Linked DNA regions of Mus musculus: regions 1 and 2 are each linked to region 3. Evidence: chromatin contacts called from ENCODE Hi-C or POLR2A ChIA-PET data. All regions are on one chromosome and are shown on one strand. The core of a region is the stretch at or near the end of the contact, and the rest is flanking DNA. Distances in the headings are between cores, read along the strand shown.

Region 1 (3,547 bases), core at 127-2,626, 400 kb after region 3:
GGAGCTCTATCATTGGGTTACAGCCCTAGCGCACTTCCTCCCCAGTCTATGTTGGTTCCATAAAGATGAAGATTTTGGTCAGGCGGGGTTCATTGTTGTGTCCATTTCAGAGTCTGACATACAGAAGGCGAGTAATGAATGATGCGTGAAAAGGTAAGGCAGAGAGAAGGTAAACAAACAAGGGAGAAAGAAACCCAGCAACGTGGGCCCTGAACCAGGAGATGACCAATTTTCATCCGCTGCTCTGGACAGGGCACCGGCCAGCTAGCACTGCGCATGCGTGCTCGAGCACAGCCCCCCCACCACCACCACCACCACCACAACTACCCCCACCCCCGACTCCTCGTCTAAGAGACCGAGGAGAGCAAGCAGCTCCTGCGCAGCCTGAGTGAGTTCTGGTTCTGACGACCGGAAGGGAAGAGACAGAATTCAGCGGAGATTCTAGGACCCCCGAAAGCCGCGCCCTAAAAGGCGTTCCCAGCATGCCTTACGCCGCTCCAGTCAAGCGCAGTACTCCACCTCCCAGAGGCCCTTGCGCGGAGTCGCTCCGCAGCCGCGCCTTTGTGAGCTCTACCGGCGCCGCGAGATCGAGCCCCGGCCCCGGCCAGATCTGCCTCGGCGCCGAGTGAGAGGTGACGAGGACTGAGGAGACGCTCGGTGAGGATCAAGGTACCGCGTGGGAGAAAGTGTAGTGGGTGCAGAGTGACCGTGCGAGACCACGCCACCGTATATGAGGGGCCTATTATGATTGTAAGGTTGCAACTATGTGAGACTGAGGCGGTGACAATGTATGTGACATTATAAGACAGCACCCCATAATGGGGGGAGCCTGTGACTGTGAGTATGGAGATACATGAAACAGAGAGAGAGGCTTGTGCCAGTGTGTGATAGCGCTAGGGGATGTGTGTGGGAACATGAGTGAGTGACTGTGGCTGAGCCTGTACACTGTGTGAGACTGAGGTGGTTATCATGTGTGTGACAGTATGAGACCACCCACTTGCATGAGGGGGGCCTGTGACTGAATACTCTGTGAGACTAAAAGACTGTGACAGTGTATGTGATTGTACCGGGGAGGGATCAGCTGAGTGACAGTGTTAGACTGGATCACTGTGTATTAAGGACTTCTGACTGTGAGACTAAATACTGTGTGAGACCGAGGCTGTGACATTGTGTGTGACAGATTGTGACAATATAAGGGATCATGTGGGAGAATGTGTCTGAAGACTCATATGACAGTGAGACCCCACACCGTGTGAGGGGGTCTGGTACTGCATACACTGTGTAAGACTGAAAGGCTGTGACAGTGTGGGTGACTGCACAGTGGAGGGTGTATTATATGTGAGCACTTTGGAGTGGGGATCTGAGTGGCAGTGTCAGACCACACCTTGTGTACGAGATGCCTGTGGCTGTGAGACTGAATACTGCTTGAAACTGAGGGGTTGTGACAGCGTGTTGACTGTATATGACAGCATGTGGGAGAATGTGTTTGGAAACCTATCTGACAGGGTTGAGACCAAGCCACTTTATTGTGAAGGCCTGAGGCTTGAGACTGTGCCAAGAGTACTGTCAGGGCCTGTGACAGTTTGTGAGACTGAATGCTGGCTATGACATAGAGTGAGAGGCTGGGACAATAGGTGTAGCACTATGAGACCATGTCACAGTGTTGAAGGGCCTATGATGGTGTATGAGACTGTGAGATCCCATAAGGATGTGTGTGAATACACAAGACTATGCCACCAGGTACAAGGGGGGTCTGTGACAATGTGGAATGTGGGGATAAAGACGCCATGAGGGGCTTTGAGGCTGCATTTGGGACTATGTGATATTATTACAGCAAGACTTTTGCTACCAGCTGGGATGGAGCCTGTGACAATGTATGGGCCCGAATAACAGTGTATAGGGCTATTTCATTGCATCTAAACAGTGTAACTGTTTGAGACAGACAGTGCTGGAAAATATGTGACAGTATGAGATATCATAGGGGGGGAAGGGCGGGGGGGGGCATTTGTAGGGTATCCTGATCCTGGTCCACTGTCTTCTAGATCACATGGTCCCTTTGCTACCCACTCTGTGCAAAGTAGCTTCACTTGATGGCCTACATCTCATCCTTATGGAAAGGGTGGAGATATACTTCCTTTTAACGTCATCTATACACTATAAATTCCAGTCTAGTTTCCAGTTTGGCACAGTTATTTTCTCAACTATTGCCTTGTGTATCTTCAATGATGTAAACCTTCATGTGTGAAAGGTGGAAGATTCTAATCTAATAATGCCAGTCTTAAATTGCTCAGACATAAGTGAAAGAGATAACTTAGACATAAAATATATGTTGAGTCCCAGAACTATACAGTACATAGGAAAAGCATTGTTAAATGTAGGGATACCTCAAATGCATGTCTGTGGAGGGAGGAGAAGGACAGAGGTGTGATGCTGGGGCTGCAGGATACACCTGGAACTTACAGTTTCCTGTTTCTGTCCACTTTACTTTCTTAGGACACCTCCCTGCTCCCAGAAACACAGCCATACATTCTTGAAGCTTTAACGCCATGTCCAAGGTAAGAAGCGTTTCTTTTTCCCTGGAATGCCACCTTATTTATCAGTCAGGCTAAACCACTTTGATTTCAGAAATTCAGCTGCCTGACAAAATCTCCTCTCTCCAGTGACTTGCTCTTGTTCTCCACTGCAACACAAGAGCTAGTCCCCCAAGACTAAGCTAAGAGCACCCTTTCCCCCGGCCAGCAAGGACGCAGTTCAGCCTCGCCTGTGGGTTCAGTGCTCTTAGGAACTCACTCTAAGAGGCAAAAATACATTTTTTTTGGTGGGATTATGTAAGCTCATATTGTGGGTATTAGAGGTGTAGATGTGTGTGGTAGCTTTTCTCTACAATCTCTGGTTTGAAAGGAAATAGGAGGGCTTTTGGGGGGTCCAGAGTTTGGGCATTTGGCAGAAACTCATGTTCAAGATGATTTTCAGAAATCCGATGTATCAAATTGGGGATGGTGCTGTTTTGTTTTCCAAGACAGGGTTTTTCTATGTAGCCCTGGCTGTCCTGGAACTCGATCTGTAGACCAAGCTGGCCTTGAACTCACAGAGATCTGTCTGCCTCTGCCTCCCAGATGCGTGCACTACGACCACCTAGCTCAAACCTTGATGGCTAAAGTGCATCTAGGCTCAGGCAGCGTTTTTCTTAGTCTGTCGGGAGCTTTGAAGAGTAATTGTTTATGAGAACAGTAATTTCTTCTTTTAGAGATAATCTGTTAGTAGCAGTGCACAGCTGATATACTGGGCAATCCCGCTAATTAATTAAATTGTTATGGGGAATGTATTGACATGGTGACTTACGTAGCCCAGGCTGGGGTTCAACTCATTCCAGCTAACCCTGATTTTGAACTCCCAGTCCTCCGACCTCTACCTTGGAAGTAAGAGGAAACACTTGAGCCTGTATTTTAAAATATATGTTAATTTTATTTTATGAGTATGGGTGTTTGTTTGCATGTATGTACAACACATGCTTGTATGTACATGCATGTATGTACAACACATGCAT
Region 2 (4,012 bases), core at 972-3,471, 290 kb after region 3:
ACGTAGTGTGAGTGAAAATATTCATAAACATCATCACAACGTACCATGAATTTCAGTCCCCCTGACTCTGCCTCCCGAGTGCTGAGATAACAGGCCTGCCCCACCACCTTTGGGTTTCTGAGATTGTTGAGTTTGCTTTTTGCCTGATGTCAGGGGTGCTAAAGCAAGGCCCTGCTATCTTCAAATTATTTTTACATTTTTAAGTAATTTAAAAAGTAAAAGAGTTAGGGCTGGAGAGATGGCTCAGCAGTTAAGGGTGCTGGCTACCTTGCAGAGGACCTGGGTTCAAATCCCAGCATCCACATGTTCCTCACAATCATCTGTAAATTCAGTCCCAGGGAATCCAGCACCTTCTGGTGTCCTTGGACACTGCATACACATGCTGCACACACATGCTGCACACACATGCACTCAGGCACACACACATATGTATAAAATAAATGCTTTTATTTTTTCAATTTTTTATACATTTTTACTTAAAATAGAATTACATTGCTTTTCCCATTTTCTTCCCTTCCTCCAGCCCCTCCAAGTATCCTCACTGCAGATTTAGAGATGCACAGATATTCTGTAATATTCAGACACCAATGGCCATTAATAGTTTTCTGGGTGCAGCCCCAAGTTTCTTTCTTGCTTTATCTGTTCTTGCTCGCTCTCCATTCCTCCCTCCCCCCTCTCCCTCCCTTCACAGTCACAGCAGTGCAGTAGCCACAGCAACTCTGAAAGCATTTCTCATCTAATTCTTTATTTGAAAGTTCCAGCAGGAATGTGACTCACTTCTAGGTAGAGTGCTCCTCTGGTATGCACTGGTAAGTCAACCATGCTTCATTAAAGGGCTCCACACCCATGAGTATCTAGGGAGCACAAACTGGACTCCAAGGAGTGATTTTATTAAGTTGAGGAGTGGATGGGGGGGGGGGGAGGTTAGATCTTGGACGATTTTAGGGAAGGCATGGGCAATGGACATGATCAAAATACAGTCTGAGAAATTATGTCAATAAAGACATAATATTCAAGATTTTTTCAAAGAAATCTCTATGTAGGGACATATCCATTTAATTCCAGCACTCAGGAGGCAGAGGCAAGTGAATCTCTGTGAGTTCGAATCCAGCCTGGTCTATCCAACGAGTTCCGGGCTAGTTAGGGCTATACTGAGATCCTCTCTCAAAAACTTAAAAATAAAACAAAAGAAGATACCTCCATGGAATTTGAACAGACCAGACTGAGAGAAAATTCTGTGCCCCGCAGAAGTCGCTTAGTGCAACACAATGCGCGTCCCCCGCAGCCGGGCCAGGGCATAGCGAGCTGCCATGTGGACCTCACGGTTTCGAAGGCTGTAGATGAGTGGATTGAGGACAGGTGTGACCACCAGGTAGAAAACTGCCACCAGTTTATGGTGTCTAGCAGGAAGATCACTAGAGGCTTTGGGCCGCAGGTACATGGCACTCACCGTGCCATAGAAGAGCCCCACCACAGCCAAATGTGAGCTGCAGGTGGACAAAGCTTTGTGGCGACTTCCAGCAGAAGGCAACTTGCGCACAGCAGCCAGAATCCAGGTGTAAGAGGCTAGGATGAGGACCAAAGGTACCAGGAGGATGGGCACGCCCAGGCCATAGACCAGCCTGTAGTTGGCTGTGGTGTCCGCACACGCTGTCCTCAGCACCGCAGGTAGCTCACAGAAGAAGTGGTCCACCGCTGCCCTCCCAGGACAGAAGGGCAGGCGTAGTGCAGCCACCGCATTGGGTACAGAGAGTGCAAAGCCCAGTGTCCAGGATGCTCCAGCCAGCGCTGCGCAGCGGGGGGCGGTCACCAGGGTCGCATAATGCAGCGGTCTGCACACAGCCAGGCAGCGGTCCAGGGCCATCGCTGCCAAGAGGATGGCCTCGCAGCTGCCCAGGGAGATGCCCACGTACAGCTGCGTGCCACAACGTACCAGGGAGAGGCGGGCACTGCGCATGGTCATGTGTGCCAGCGCCTGCGGTAGCGTGGTACTCACATAGGCTGTGTCCAGCAGGGCCAGGTGGGTCAGCAGGCGATACATGGGCCGATGCAGTCGTCTGTCCAAGGCTATCAGACCCACTAGGGCACCATTACCCAGCACAGTGGTGAGGTAGGCTAGAAGAAGTGAGGCCCACAGCAGGGGGCGCAGGGAAGGTGGGGCCCACAGTCCCAGCAGCAGGAACTCTGTGGTTCCTGAATCATTGAGGGTTCCCGGGCCCATCCTGGAGACAGAGACAAATAGCAGGGTCACTGCAGACAGTCTGAGCTGGGAGTGTAAGGGATGGCAGGACCCAGCTCCTTCTCCATTAGTCTCCCTTCCCAGCACTCTCCTTCCTCATTTTCCCGCCTCATTTTCCCTCTCCTCCCACCACACACACACACACACACACACACACACACACACTCCAACTCTTAAGTTACATCTTGTTTACCCCCGCCCCTCACCCACCCCCCCGTGCCTCTTTATGGTTACAATAGCTTGCTGTTGTAACTTGCACATATATTGAAGGAAAAAATGTTTCTGAGTCTGAATTTTTCCCTCATAAAATAAAGGTTTTGAGTGAGAGCCCAATGAGCTGAGCTTAATCTTTGACAAACTCACACAATGGAAGGAGGCAACCAACCCTAACCTCCACATAACACACACACAAAGACACAGACAGACAGACAGAGAGACAAACAGAAAGACAGTGAGAGAAGAAAATAAATAAATTAAAATACATTATTCATATCGTTTTGTAAAAGAATTCTCTCTCTCTCTCTCTCTCTCTCTCTCTCTCTCTCTCTCTCTCTCTTTCTCTCTCTCTCCCTCTCTTCTCCATGAGCTGGACCTGAGATACACAAATATCCAAGTCTTCCAGTGGTTATAAACCCACTGAAGTCATAGGTACTTGGAAGTCAATTGTGAGACATGCCTATAGACATACCTAGCAAATATTGGGTCAAGACCGTGATAGAAGAAAGATGGAGAGAGAACAAATCGCTCAGGAGCATTTCTGCCCTATGTGCACACAATTGCTTTGTACAACGGGCTCTCTGGATCACAAAACATCTTATTCATTCCCTGTGGGTGTCCATTACGAATCTGAAGCCTCAACAGACTCACCTCCCAGAAACTCCTATCGCCTCCTTTACCACATGGATTCTTTGCCCAGTTCCGCACTCAGACTTGCTCCATAGCTACACATCCCCATCATGGAGTAGATAGATGCTTCCCACCTCCAAGGATACACAGTATGCTCGAGGCTCCTGGGCTCGGAAGCAGGAAAAACAGCAAATTATCCAGGCTGTGATCAGGTAGGAGGAGTTAAAGCCCTCTACCCAGATCCACAGAGAGTTCTGACACAGAGGGACTGGGGGAGCAATTACAAGGCTCCTCGCCTTGCTCTCTCCCTAGGTCAGGACATTGGGACCACACTTGACTCTCACAAGAACCCATTATTGGCCATCAGTAATGAGGCTTCAGTGGGTTGATCTCGGCCCTGGGTCCCCATGGGCCCCATCTACCTTTTCTAGATGTGAGACTGGAGGTCACCCTGAGAGAAAAGCTAGGAAAATTCCTCTCTGTTCTATCATTGTCTCCATCTCTCTTTGAAGGTTCCTTATCTAATAATACTTCGGGGCTTTTCCTTTTTATAAATTTTAGTTACATGTATATACAAGATTTCTCTGTTCTTCTTGAGTTTCATGTGTTTTTCAAACTGTATCTTGGGTATTCTAAGTTTCTGGGCTAATATCAATGAGTACATATCATATGAGTTCTTTTGTGATTGGGTTACCTCACTCAAGATGATGCCCTCCAGATACATCCATTTGCCTAGGAATTTCATAAATTCATTGTTTTTAAAAGCTGAGTAGTACTCCATTGTGTAAATGTACCACATTTTCTGTATCCATTTCTCTGTTGAGAGACATCTGGGTTCTTTCCAGCTTCCGGCTATTATAAATAAGGCTGCTATGAACATAGTGGAGCATGTGTTCTTATTACCAGTTGGAACATCTAAGACCAAAG
Region 3 (3,463 bases), core at 581-3,080:
GAGAGGGTCCAGTCCTTTTGAGTATGTTAAATTAACACCCCCCAAAGACTTTAACAAGATTTTGGGGGGGGGGTGCCTCCAAAATCAATCACTGTGGGGGTCCTAAGCATAGGCATTGTTTAAACAGCTCTCCCGGGGAGCAGAATGAATAGTCAAAGACCTAAGCATAGTGTTACATTCACTTGCGCGGTATGCCTTGTTCATTCATGTTTTATGCTTATGAATCTGTGTGAGGTGAGAAACCCCATCTCAGGACTGGGGAATTAAAACTGCATACCCTATCCATAAACCCACCACTTCACTATCATCTAGCAAGCAAGCAAGCAAGCAAGCAAGCACGGCTAAGTCTTTCAGTATAAATATAAAACTGAATCCGAGGTATCAGATTAGCTATGCTCTTAGGTAAAATCGCTTTTAACCCATGGACCACGGTCTTGCATTTTTTCCTTTAAAATTAAAACAGTGCATTTTACGTGTCTAATAAAAAATACAACCCGGAGTTTTAGCAGACACACAAAAATACAATTTGTGGATTTACTGGAATTCAAATCTGTTCTGCAGAGTACATTCTTAGTCATAAGAAAAGATGCTCCGTAAATACCCCTGTAATTAGTCTTTCACACACCTGTGCTTATTCCCTTAAATTTCTTGGCAGTGAAATGGTTCCATCAATAGTACATTAACAAACTTTTAATAATTCATCGATTTTACTGCCAGGGAAGAAATACCATTTATCTGCCAAGGAAATTCATGGGCACAGAGAATAAAGCCAAAATCATCTTTCTGTAGTCTGTTCTCCCCTCCCCCATTCCTTTTCCTAGAGGTAACCAGTTAAAAATTTTTTTTTTGCAAATTGTTCCAGAAGCTTTGCCCACATTTGTATATTTTTTAACAAAGAAATAAATGAGAGAGAAAGAAAGAGAGAAAGAAAAAAAAAACCACTTACCATTTCGTTTCTACAAACTTCGGCAACGGGTTTTATTTCATTGGGATCTATTCCGATCCAGGTCCTTTATGGCAGCGATACCTCCGTTATTTTTCCTGGTGACATAGGAATGTCTTCTATCAGAGGCAGGCTTGGTAATCTACCTGCTTGCTCTCCTCGCAATTTCTTGCTATTCTATGCAGTGGATTCACGCAATGATGGTTGACCACATGCGATTCAGCGCGCTGCCATAAACCGCCTTCACCCGGTATCTCAGGTTGGCGTTTCGCTATGCAGACAGTCAGGTCAAGATTCTTCCAGCCATTTGCATTGTCCTGTGACTTGCGGTCTCTTTTGCCCCCTTTTTTGCTTTGCTTTTGTCCTTCCCTTGTTGGTTTCCAATAGCTCTTCGTTTATTAAGGAAATTAGCTTAGTGCTTGGGTGTTGCAGGCAGAAAAGTCCTTTCTTCCACCTTTATCGTTCGTGGTTAGACCTCAACGTATGTGTTTCTGTCTCGATTTTTCATGGTTTTTCTTTTTTCCCGATTTTAGACAAATATATGCTTGTCGTTTTTCCCTCTCTCTCTTCTCAGGTTTTGCATTGGGGCATCATTAGTAGGTATTTCTGATTCACCCCGATTTCTTTTGGGGGGGCTGCATCCCTTCACACCCACATCCCATCCCCCTTTTCCAGACTCTGCTTGGGGGCCCCTAACACTGACTCCGTTGACGTCAACTCCGTGCCTTGGCGCCAAGCTGTTGCCTTGACAACAGCAGTCTGATTGGCAGGGTGTGGGAGGCGTGGTGAGGGCCCAAAGCGGGGAATGGGGTCTTGGATTGGTTAGAGAGGAAGCTCCGCCTCTGCAGAGGACCCTGACAAGGAGGTGTCCCGCAGCCCTTGCTGCAGACGCTGGGGAGTCAGGAGTCGCGGGAGGACGAGCATCGGAGGAGAAGCGGAGAGATGTCCACCCTGGGCTGGTGGCGCCGCCGGGCGCCCGGTTCAGTGTGGGTGCACTAGACTGCCGACCCTGGTCGGGGTGTGTGCGTAGAGTGCTGTGCTCCGGGAGGTGAGTCAGCCGGCCACCTGGCTGCTCTGCAGCATGCACCCTCTTAGATACCGTCTGCAGAGTTCAGATGGTGTTTGGGGTGCGTTGCCGCGGGCCAGGGGCGGCAGACCATATCACGGCTCCCAAGGGTAACTGACAAGGCTGCAGACTGCGCCTTCGGGAAGGGGGAATCACCACGGAGCGGCCGTGTTGCCGCAGGGATGCCATTTAGGTGACAGGGATTTAAAGAGGTATTCTATAGGTCCAGGCCTCGGAGCCTCAGGGTCCCGCGATCTTAGGGTCTTAGGGCTTTAGGTGTGAACCACCCAGAATCCCGGGAGAATCCAGGCTCCCTGTCTCATCTGCGTGGCCAGCCACGCAGATGATGCAGAAGTCCTGTTACAAGACCACCACAGTGGACATCAGAGTGCCGTCTCTGAGCAACCTCTTCTGTGGTTTCATTTTCTTTGCTCAGCAAAGTCTAAGGGCTATGCGGTTAACCCGATCGCCAGGTCGTCTGGCTGGCAGGGTCTTCGCAATCTAGCCATCTACCGCTAAGCGCGGCACTGTTCTTGGGGGCGGGTCTTGTTTTGCCGCAGTGGCGGTGGGCGGGGCTGAGGGCAGCTTAGGGGCGGGACTAAAGCAGAAGCTGTGAGATACTTTTCGGCTCCACCCAGTTGGCGCCATCTTGGAGGGTGGAGACAGGTTTGCTGCACAGGCTTATCCTGATTGGCTGCCTATGGTGGGGGCGGGGCCATGGCGGACTCAGCAGGCCCAGCCCGCTTGGCGCCATCTTGAAATGACCGCGGATTTGCCGCGCAGGCGCCGCTTTAGCATCAGATAAAGAGACTAAAAGGCCGAAGTGGCTTGAGTCTATGGGGTGCTAGCTCCTCTGGCTCTTCCTTTGCTAGTTGGCAGTAAAGATGCACCCCAGTTGTCGGCTTATCTGACTGGCCGAGTGGCCTAGACCCTCACTCAGTCTTAGTTTGCCGCACGAATGCTGCCATCTCGCGGCCTTCCATTTAAAGGATGGAACGGCAGGCTCAAACAATCCATTTTTCTGTGGCTAGATTTTGGTTGCAGAGCCTCAAATTGACATCAAGTGACGGGTCTTTTGACCCTGGACTGTATCTGGCTCCATTTATGAGGAGCACTGTGGGGTTTATGAAGAGTTAAAAAGTGTCGCCCGGTTGTCTGGAGGGAGAGGCTATCGTCCTGAGTGACTGACAGACAACAGGACCTTGTTCACCTTTGCTGGTTATACCCGCGCCACAGACAGAAACTGTAATAGGTGCCATCATGAGTGACAGCCCAGATGGCTGCAGGAGGTGGGCTTTAGGGAGGGGTTATTATTCTGAATGACAAGGCCTCATAGCTCCGCCCATCCTGGCGCCATCTTTCCTGGCCAAGGGCGGGGCTTCGATGCTCTGCAGGTATCTTGAATGACAGCTGGACGGGCATGCTGCATAGAGGCGGGCTATAAGGAGGGGCTT

What was found. A loop is a pair of places that touch in the nucleus more often than their neighbours do. ChIA-PET counts read pairs that join two places held with the same protein, here RNA polymerase II (POLR2A).
Region 1: POLR2A ChIA-PET joins it to region 3 with 10 read pairs in embryonic stem cell. The contact joins the promoter of Zfp583 here to the promoter of Peg3 in region 3. POLR2A ChIA-PET finds 5 or more read pairs at or near these places in 3 of 5 experiments (Patski and embryonic stem cell).
Region 2: a map of gastrocnemius shows a loop between it and region 3 (2.2-fold over the local background). The contact joins the promoter of Olfr1344 here to the promoter of Peg3 in region 3. A Hi-C loop is called at or near these places in 5 of 37 maps with a recorded cell type or tissue (Patski, gastrocnemius and left cerebral cortex). POLR2A ChIA-PET finds 5 or more read pairs at or near these places in 2 of 5 experiments (Patski and embryonic stem cell).

The regions. Positions count from the first base shown.
Region 1 is chr7:6,328,263-6,331,809 of GRCm38, reverse strand. Zfp583 (zinc finger protein 583) reads left to right here and starts at 1,376. Exons shown (of 5, transcript NM_001033249.3): 1 at 1,376-1,740; 2 at 2,494-2,555. The coding sequence starts at 2,547.
Region 2 is chr7:6,438,111-6,442,122 of GRCm38, reverse strand. Olfr1344 (olfactory receptor 1344) reads right to left here and starts at 2,221. Exons shown (of 1, transcript NM_177061.3): 1 at 1,256-2,221. The coding sequence starts at 2,221. The coding sequence ends at 1,256.
Region 3 is chr7:6,728,786-6,732,248 of GRCm38, reverse strand. It overlaps Peg3 (paternally expressed 3), which reads left to right and starts at 1,830. Exons shown (of 9, transcript NM_008817.2): 1 at 1,830-1,991. Usp29 (ubiquitin specific peptidase 29) reads right to left here and starts at 1,666. Exons shown (of 8, transcript NM_001360502.1): 1 at 947-1,666.